Regions from separate parts of the Homo sapiens genome. Here region 1 is linked to region 2. Evidence: read pairs that join two places in POLR2A ChIA-PET (ENCODE). Cell type or tissue: Caco-2. All regions are shown on one strand.

What was found. ChIA-PET counts read pairs that join two places held together with the same protein. Peaks named below come from ENCODE experiments on the same cell type or tissue, not always from the same donor. Only the 100,000 strongest peaks of a DNase experiment are listed, where the experiment ranks them.
Region 1: POLR2A ChIA-PET joins it to region 2 with 10 read pairs; 3 of 35 experiments call an interaction of 5 or more read pairs at or near these places.

Annotation. Positions count from the first base shown.
Region 1 is chr14:90,853,957-90,858,956 of GRCh38, forward strand. It overlaps RPS6KA5 (ribosomal protein S6 kinase A5), which reads right to left. Exons shown (of 17, transcript NM_004755.4): 17 at 1-5,000. Among named protein-coding and RNA genes, the nearest start is that of LINC02321, 28 kb to the left of the region's middle. In Caco-2, no CTCF peak of the experiment used is centred here; no DNase peak of the experiment used is centred here.
Region 2 is chr14:91,155,799-91,160,798 of GRCh38, forward strand. DGLUCY (D-glutamate cyclase) reads left to right here. Exons shown (of 14, transcript NM_001102368.3): 2 at 1,841-1,892; 3 at 4,468-4,599. The coding sequence starts at 4,497. Among named protein-coding and RNA genes, the nearest start is that of SNORA11B, 32 kb to the left of the region's middle. RefSeq lists a silencer at 527-821. In Caco-2, no CTCF peak of the experiment used is centred here; DNase peaks (open chromatin) are centred at 623 and 2,513.

The DNA of each region.
Region 1 (5,000 bases), 300 kb before region 2:
GCAGGGCAGATAGTCGATTTAAGGAGTGAGGGGCAGTCTTATTAATTTGGTATTGTAAGCCCCCAATACATGTGTGTATACACATACATAAACACACACCTATGTAATTTTCACAAGACCAAACTATTAAAGTACCTAGAAAATAGAATATTTTTTCCTCTAAACTAAGATATCTGTTTATATAGACTATTGATGCAAACTAATTTTAAGTAATTATAGTGCAAGGAGCCTGATGTATGAAGATTTGACATTGTAATTTATAATTCCTAAGTAATTATTAAATGATTAATGTTTAATCATTAATCATTTAATAATAAATGGCTACCAGATTTAGAACAAAACTTACTGTAGCCATTATAATCTGCTAACGTTTGAAAAACTTAACATGAAATCAGCACAGAAACTAAGTTTTTAGAAATAGCCTACATAATGAAGATTATGTATTATATAGTCACAAATTTTTATTTTAGATTTCACAATGTACACTTGTCTCAAGTAAGTCTATTTAACTAGAATTTTTAAAGACTTGCGATTTTGCTAAATGTATCATCATTAGAAAAAGTTTTCTGGATGTGTATATGAGCAGGGTTTGATTATTCTGACATCAGAAAGCCAACACTAGATTCCACAGCAAGGACACTGGAATTTAAAAATCTGGAATACTTTAACAGTAGACTTTACTCAAATATCTAAAAGACGTATCAGACTCACTCAGTAAAAAATATACTATACTTACTACAAATACATTATCTTCTAAGCCCATTCTTATTTTTAAAAATATGTACAACTAGACTAATGATGCCAAATACTTACACAAGTTCATGCATTTTAGGTGTGCTTTATTCAAAATATATTATTAAAAAATGTCAATACCTAGTTACTTCAAAAAATACCTTCAAAATGTTTACCATTCAAAACATATAAAAAGCACTGACTTTATTGTACTGCAATATAAATTCTTCACATAAAGATTTTATGTAAAACACTCTGCAGTTAGAAACAATCTTATTTACATTTTCTATAAAAGTATTTTGAAGTTTTAAAAGTCTAATCGATTTTTTTCAATACATTTCATCTCTTTGCTTTGCCAGGAACAAAGTTTCAAGTGATATCTCCATCAGCGAATAAAAAGATGTATAAGTTCACTCATATTGATAAAACTTTTGCATTCAAATGAATACAGATTATCTAGGATAAAGATATTTCAAATGTATATGATGGGGCTAAGGGAGACATAGCTTCTGACTACTTAGTAAAATGGCAAAATCATGAATGGCATTAATTTTCTGCTATTTTAAAGGTATTATGTTTGATGAAAAGACAACTGCTATAAATGACTTTCTGAATAAATATTTCAGCTAACTGCACAAATGAGCCTGCTTCTGAGACAAAGTTAACATAGGTAAGATGAGAGAGATTTTAGAAAAGTGCTCACCAAAGAAAAACTGAACTCAAACAAAGGCCTGGTACTTACATTATTTTTTATTTTTTATTTTTTTGAGACGGAGTTTCACTCTGTCGCTTAGGCTGGAGTGCAATGGCGTGATCTCGGCTCACTGCAACCTCTGCTTCCTGGGTTCAAGAGAGTATCCTGCCTCAGCCTCCCAAGTAGCTGGGCCCACAGGCACCCACCACCACGCCCAGCTAATTTTTGTATTTTTTTTTTTTTGAGACAGAGTCTTGCTCTGTTGCCCAGGCTGGAGTGCAGTGGCGCGATCTCGGCTCACTGCAAGCTCTGCCTCCTAGGTTCACGCCATTCTTCTGCCTCAGCCTCCCGAGCAGCTGGGACTACAGTCATCCGCCACCACGCCCGGCTAATTTTTTGTATTTTTAGTAAAGACGGGGTTTCACCGTGTTAGCCAGGATGGTCTCGATCTCCTGACCTCGTGATCCGCCCGCCTCAGCCTCCCAAAGTGCTGGGATTACAGGCGTGAGTAGAGACAGCGTTTCGCCATGTTGGCCAGGCTGCTCTCAAACTCCTGACCTCACGTGATCCACCCGCCTTGGCCTCCCAAAAGGCCGGTGCTCCCATTATTATAATGAGTCCCAAAGTAAGAAATTAAACTTTAGGGCAAAGATACAAGTAATGATAAGCTGGATATGATCACCATGGAAACATACAGCACTTTGACATCTGTCCGAGCACTACCCAATAATGGGAAAAGTATGATTCCCAAGGAGGTTCCCTTTCTCTGTTAAGCTGGAACTTTGGTGTTTCCTGTAAGAGGCAAGTTTACTTTGTCCCCAAGAGCTTAATCTCTAGTTAGAAAAGATTTTCCAACCATAACATAACTATGCTTCAGAGTTGATGCCAAAGAAAGGGGGGCAGGATGGCATTCTCTGAATAGCCAGGTGTTAGTACTGACTTCCTCAAACTAGCTACAGCCTTTCTAGCTATGCGTGATTTTTTTTTTTTTTTTTTTTGAGACGGAGTTTCACTCTTGTTGCCCAGGCTGGAGTGCAATGGTGCGATCTAGGCTCACTGCAACCTCTGCCTCCCGGGTTAAAGTGATTCTCCTGCCTCAGCCTCTCAAGTAGCTGGGATTACAGGCATGCGCTACCACGCCCGGCTAATTTTTGTATTTTATTAGAGATGGAGTTTCTCCCTTTTGGTCAGGCTGTTCTCCAACTCCTGACCTCAGGTGATCCACCCGTCTCGGCCTCCCAAAGTGCTGGGATCACAGGCGTGAGCCACTGTGCACGGCCTGTGTGTGATTTTTTAAAATATAAGATAAAATTCATTTTAAGTGTACCATTCATTGTTTTTTACTACATTTACAATGTCTTGCAACCATTACCACTACCTAATTCCAGAACATTTTGATCACCCCAAAACCCCATCACCTGTATACATTGTCACTCCCTATTTCCCCCTCCCACCAGCCCCTGAAAAACACTAATCTTTCTGTCTCTATGGATTTGCCCATTCTGGACATTTCATGTAAGTGGAATCATACAATACGTGGCCTTGTGTGTCTGGTTTCTTTACCTTTAACTGGTAGTTCTTCAGCCATTCCAAAGGGGCTACAATTTCGAGAATACCAAGCCACAGGTGCTCAAGATGGCGAATCTGTCCTCCCAGTGCAGCCTAGTTTCTATGGAGCTACCATATATGACAGTGTCCTATTATTGCTGCCTTTTGATCACATGAACATGGATCATAATCAGAAGTACAAACTGTTATCTCTGGAATACGTCTTTGTAATAAAAAAAAATCCACTGGATAAAGTTTCAAAAGTGGGAAAGAATAACAAAGACAGGAATAGAATCCTTGATCTGACTATAATATTTTAACAGTGACATGTGCCCAGATTATATTTTTATCTTGGTAACACTGAAATTTATGCTATTCTGGAAGACAAAGACCACCAAGCCATTTTTTGGTATCACGAAGCATTTAATAAGTGCTTAGTTGCATCTGAAATGTTTTTCAAAAACAGAAGTTAAAATGGGAAACCACAGTAGGATGATTCTTCATCAGATTTCATGTCGATATTCATAAAGAGACATAATTTCAGAGCTAAGTTTGTTCTCCATAAATCAGTTCCTGGAGTTTCAACTCAAATTGTCAAATAATTGTGCTCCCGGTGAGATTTTTATGTAACACAGAAACTCATAGTTAGGGAATTGGGCTTGCAAAAGGTAGGCCAAATATTGATGTAGTGTGGGTGAACTGTGAACTGCATTAAGCTCTACAGAGTTTTTTCAAAAGGCTAAAAATATTTATATAAAGAAGATGTAATCATCTAAAAGATTCCAGTCTCTTTTTTCTCACTCCCAACCCCCACACAAGAAAAGTCTATTTTAATTACCACAAGTCCGACTCGGCAACCATTTAGTAGCCTTTCTATAAAAACAGGCTGCAAGTGCCAAAGTGACACAGATCTTATCTTAAATATTGTTATATTGCTTGTGTCTAGAGTAATACCTGGCCTGAAAGAAGTGCTCAAAAACTATTTAATGGACAAAGGAACAAATGAATAAACCGGGTGCCTTCACATATGACCATGTGACAACCAAGTTATCAATGCCAGAAGCCACTGCGGAGAAATCAACAATGGCGATTAAAAATGATTACCACCAGATTTTTGCTTTTGGCCACAATAGAGTAGCTTGTGATTGGACTAGCCCTCCTACTGAAAACAACGATGAAAGCTATATTAACCCTTTTCCGGTTTAGAAAAAAAAAGTACAGCTCACTGCCAGCATTCATTTAATTTTACGTAAACACATTCTTTGAGGCTAAAGCAAATCTGACTGATTTTCAATGTGAAAATAAAATATAAAAACTGTTCTTGATGTTATTTCTAAACAGATCTAGTATCAGAAGCATCTGAATCATCAAAATCATCTATTTCAGAAAAATCGAATTCATTAAATAAATCTCTGTCCAAGAACTGTTCGAGAATGATGTTAACATCACGTGTAGGAATGCTACATTTTCTAGGATTCGACATTTTCAGCGATCGAGAATTATTATACTTTGTAAATGGAAATACCACTACTAAGAACAGAATGCTATAAAGAGAACGATGTCCTTTTTTTCTGAAGTCAATATACTAGAGCTAAACGAAAGTAATAATAAAAGCGAGAGTTCGTGGCAAAGTTATCTTGGGGTAAATACTGCAGCAGCAAGTGCTGCTGGCAAGTATTCTTGGGGCAAACAGGAAAAGGGTTAAGTAGAACATCTTTTATAGGCAACAGGGAGCAAACCAATGCAGGGAGAACTTGACGAGCTGCAATAAAATAGCTGAAAGGAGGGAAAAAAGGGAAGCACACTTTGGTGAGCTCTGTGTTCATTTTGATTACTTCTTCAAGGCACTGCAAATTCACAACACAGGGAAATAAATACCTAGCAGCAAGCAGTAATCCCACTTGGTTGAAGAGACAAAAGTTGGAGCTTGGGAAAGTAGCTAGGACTTAAGGGGCAAAATCCCAGAGCGAAGAAACCTCAGGGAAGTGAGCCTGAAATACTGGTACAGTATCTCCTTGAGGTGTCT
Region 2 (5,000 bases):
AAAAAAAAAAAAAAAGGACAGAAAAGACAAAAGAGCAGAAAGCCTCTCTTCCATCAGGGCCACCCCAAGGCACAACTCCAGAGGGCGCCATTCACATAAAATGTAGTGCGACAGCCACTCCTGCTCAGGCCCCAGTCTCCCACTTTCCCCTCTGAGGGCACCACTGATACCAAGCTCTTCTCCATCCTTCCACAGATGTCTATGTGGATGTGAACAGAACATGGGCATGTCGGTTAATAGAGAATTCTCCACCTTGCCTTGTTAATTTTGCATCATTGGGAGATTATTTCAGATAAGGTGTGTAGGGTAGCCTCATTCTTTTTTTTTTTTTTTGAGATGGAGTCTCGCTCTGTTGCCCAGACTGGAGTGCAGTAGCGTGATCTCGGCTCACTGCAACCTCCGCCTCCCAGGTTCAAGTGATTCTCCTGCCTCAGCCTCCCGGGTAGCTGGGATTACAGGCATGCACCACCACACCTGGCTAATTTTTGTATTTTTTGTAGAGATAGGGTTTTGTCATGTTGCCTAGGCTGGTCTCAAACTGCTGGGGTCCAGCGATCCTCCCACCTTGGCCTCCCGAAGTGCCGGGATTACAGCCATGAGCCACTGTGCCCGGCCTGTTTCTAAATCATTTCTTTTACAAACAGTGCTGCTGTGTACTCAGTCACTGTTTGAGCACATCTGTAGGATACAGTCCTAGGATTGGATTGCTTGGGTAAACAGAGAAATTACTTTCTAAAGGTGGAATTTCAGAAATCTGTGACAAGCATACATGAGATATTTTTACACTGAAGTTTGGGGCTTGTCAGATCTGGCTAGGGGTTGACTGTCTGTGGGGCTCCTCTCTGATATATTTGATGTTAGGGAATGATGTTTCTGGGTTTGATAGTTTGTTCTCTAAAGAGAAAAGAGAGAGCTCAGAGCAGAAAGGTAGCTTTTTGGATTCTAGCCAGGGCTCACTGATTGGATCTCATCTCACCTCACTTCTAGAGGAAGACCACTCCGGAAAACAAGATACCTGGGCCATGCAGCAGTGGGTTCCCCAGTGCCCTGATAGAAAGTCTGAGAAGTTCAGGATTCAGTCCCTAAAAGCATATGGGCTGAAGAGGCTCTGGCCCTAAAATCACCTTGTTGGGGATAGTGGGAAGGTCCCTGTTATTTTTAAAATATACTGAGGATGTGATTCCTAACACCACAAAATGGGTGGGTGGGTGAATGGATGAATGGCTGGGTGAATGGATAGATGGATGAATGAATGGGTGAGTGGGTGGATGGATGGATGGATGGATGGATGGATGAATGGGTGGATGGATGGATGGATGGGTGGATGGATGGATGGATGGATGGATGGATGGATGGATGAATGGGTGGATGGATAGATGGATGGATGGGTGGATAGATGGATGGATGAATGAATGGGTGGATGGATGGATGGGTGGATGGATGGATGGATGGATGGATGAATGAATGGGTGGATGGATGGATGGGTGGGTGGATAGATGGATGGATGAATGGGTGGATGGATGGATGGATGGATACATACATAGATTCATACATATAGAAAGGTAAATAGTGATCAAACAAACATGAACTTAGACCTGCTTTATTATTAGGTAACTTCTTTGAGCTCGTTGGACCTCAGTTTCTGTCTGTAATAGGATTAACAATGCCTTTTTTGTGTGTGGGACTATAGTGACAAACTAACAGATGATGTACGTAAACGCCCTAGCATGGTCCTGGCACACTGTGGGTCACCATATATGGTGGTAGTTGCTATCATTTACTGTGAGTGGGCATTCTCTGATTGGTGTATATTGAAGGCATTTTTTTTTTGACTTTGCAGGAGCCAAGTTACACCCTGTTTAACCCTGCCTTCAAAGGGACGACTCTGTAAGGTAGGGGCTCTCAGCCTTCTTTTCCTCCCAGCATGCACGGTGGGTGACACTGGGGTGCCTGGCACACTCCCAGCATGCATTTCACAGGGCAGGATTTCTGGCAACACTCATTTCTCTCCAGGCCAGGAAAGCAACCTAGAAATCAACTTACATTTACATTAAAACAGTACATAAATAAAGGAAAGAGAAGGCAATAACCCTCAGACTTTGGTCTCCTGGCTAAAATGTATTTGCAAAACAGCACACAGCTTGCACCTGCTGCCCTCTAGGGTAATAATGAGGGTGGGTGGAGGTACCTGTGGGGTGGCCCATTCCAGTGGGTTTGGGCAAATGAGGACGGTTATCAGAGGAGTGGCTGCTATTCCCCACAAGGTTATGGAAAGCTTCTCTCTTTGGCCTTTGCTGTGTGCCAGGCAGAGGTGCTAGGTCCTCTCTGCAGTGTGCAGTGACCCTGGGGAACCACAGACATTCAGGACCCTGGCTGGTAGCTCAGTTGCTTGGCTAAGGTGGTCAGGCTTGCCAGGCCCAGGCGTTAGGCAAGCCCAGGCCTGACCTGCCAAAGCAGCTGCTTTAAGCCTCAGAATCTTCACTGGGCAATGGAATCCTACCTCACCTGACTCCTCCCAGCACCCCCTCCCACTAGCCTGCGGGGACTAAGTGTTCTCTCCCCTGTGTCCCCACAGCACTTTGTTCCCACAGCTATTAAAGTACTCACTGTTGGCTCTAAGTACATCTCTCCTCCTTCCAAAGCAATATTCTTTTTGTTTTGTTTGCTAGAGATTTCATGTAATCTCAAATTCTTTGTTAAAATGGCCCTGGGGTTTACATTATTTTCTATCTAGGAGATTAGAGTTGAAAACATAAATTGGTGGTTTGGAATTCCACTGAGTTCTTCTCTTTAGATAGAATTGTGGAAAGTCAGGCTTGTCCAGAACCCTCACTATGGGCACTGTCCTTGAATCCTGCTCTCATTCATTCTGCAGTCAGCTAGTCATCCAACAAACACTTACTGAACTCCCACCTTTGTGCCACTATGCTAGGCACTGGGTATATTTGGATGAAAAGGACCTTGGCTATGCTTTAGAGACCAACACAATGTGGTTATCTAGCTCTAGATTTTGTTGACATACTAAAACCTATCTTTTTTTTTTTTTTTTTGAGACAGGTCTCACTCTGTTGCCCAGGCTGGAGTGCAGTGGCGTGATCTTGATTCACCGCAGCCTTGACCTCCTGGGATCAAGTGGTCCTTCCACCTCAACCTCCCAAGTAGCTAGGACTACAGGCATGCAATACCATGCCTGGCTTTTTTTTTTTTTTTTTGGTAGACATGGGTTTTTGCCATGTTGCCTGGGCATGTCTTGAACTCCTGGCCTCAAGCAATCCTCCTGCCTCAGCCTCTCAAAGTGCTGGGATTACAGGCGTGAGCCACCACACCTGGCTAAAACCTCTTTTTTTAATAGCATAAGTCAATTTAGGCCAGGTGTGGTGGCTCACGCCTGTAATCCCAGCACTTTGAGAAGCCAAGGTGGGCTGATCACTTGAGGCCAAGAGTTTGAGACCAGCCTGGTCAACAAGGTGAAACCTCGCCTCTACTAAAAATACAAAAACAAGCCAGGTGTCGTGGCACATACCTGTAATCCCAGATATTCAGGTGGCTGAGGCATGAGAATCTCTTGAAGCCAGGAGGCGGAAGTTGCACTGAGCTGAGATTGCGCCACTGTACTCCAGCCTGGGAGACAGAGTGGCGAGACTCTGCCTCAAGAAAAACAAACAAACAAAAAAGAAGTCAACTTACAGGATTCCTTTCTGAGCACAATTTCCTAGAGATTTGAGACCACCTCTATTTTTTAAAAATCATATTTTTTAGCTTTTAATTGTGATTTAAAAAACACATTCTACTTTTAAAAATCTACAATATCTATTTACTCACCAAAGATTGTATAAGGCACTGTGCCTAGAGTGGGGTTAGGGGAAGGACAAAGAAGAAAACACAAAGTCCCTATACCTTCTAGAAACCTAAATCTAAATAAGGGAAGTCACATGTCGACAGAAACTCGGCCTCTTATTTCACTTGCGATTGCGGTGGTATTCATTCGTCTGTTCATTCAACTGTGTGTATTTTGGGCACGTGCTATGTGCATAGGCTGTGATGGGTGCTCTGGAGCCTGTGGAAGAAGTCTCACATGTGTCCCTGCCCTCGAGGCCCTAGGGAGAGAAGGGAGTTCAGAGTCAAGTAGAATAATAGGCCACGGTGCCTCCTGGCCAAGGAGCCCAGCACCAGCCTTTTGGAGAAGACTCTGCAGCTCCCGAGGAATGGAAAGCTGTTAGGGAAGGGAAGGGGGACGTTCCAGGCCAAGGGAGGGGCACAGGGAAGTTTGCGTTAGGAATTTCTCATCAGAAAAGGAGATGTGACGGGGGAGAATGGATTCCAAACAATGCCCACCACAAGGCAGGCCCAGGAACAGGGCCAGGAAAGGGTAGGATGTGATGTGGTATGTGAAGCTATGTGAGGCTGAATCTGCTGCCTTCAGGGGGCCACACTTTCTAATTTGTTCCCTTTCCTTCCCTCACCCAGATTCTCTGCTACTTATTCAAGTTGACACGATGCCCTTCACACTCCACCTGAGGTCCCGCCTTCCCTCTGCCATAAGGAGTTTGATTCTACAAAAGAAACCAAACATCAGAAATACATCCAGCATGGCTGGAGGTAAGTGGTGCCAGATAGTTAAAAAAAAAAAAAAAAAAAAAAAAGAAAGTTCCTGGGAATTACCAGCTGTGTAGGGCCCACAAACTCCTAAGACTTCTAGATTCTGCATAGGAAACAGAAAGTAAGAGCAGAATGATATTAGCTCTGGTCACTATTTAACTGCTCAGAAGAAACTGGAACCTTGGATTAGACTCAAGGTATGGAAACCCATCAGATGGGTCTAATGACACCCAGTTCTGCTTGGTCACCTCAGCCCCATATGGAGAACCACCAGTGGGCTCAGGTGATGAAAAGGGTTGTCCCTTCTGGGAAAAGTGCCCCCAGGTTACACTGCAGTTTAACCAGATTTTGATTCAGACCAATTCTTCCTACCCTTGACTGGTCTTATTCTCTGGTGGCAC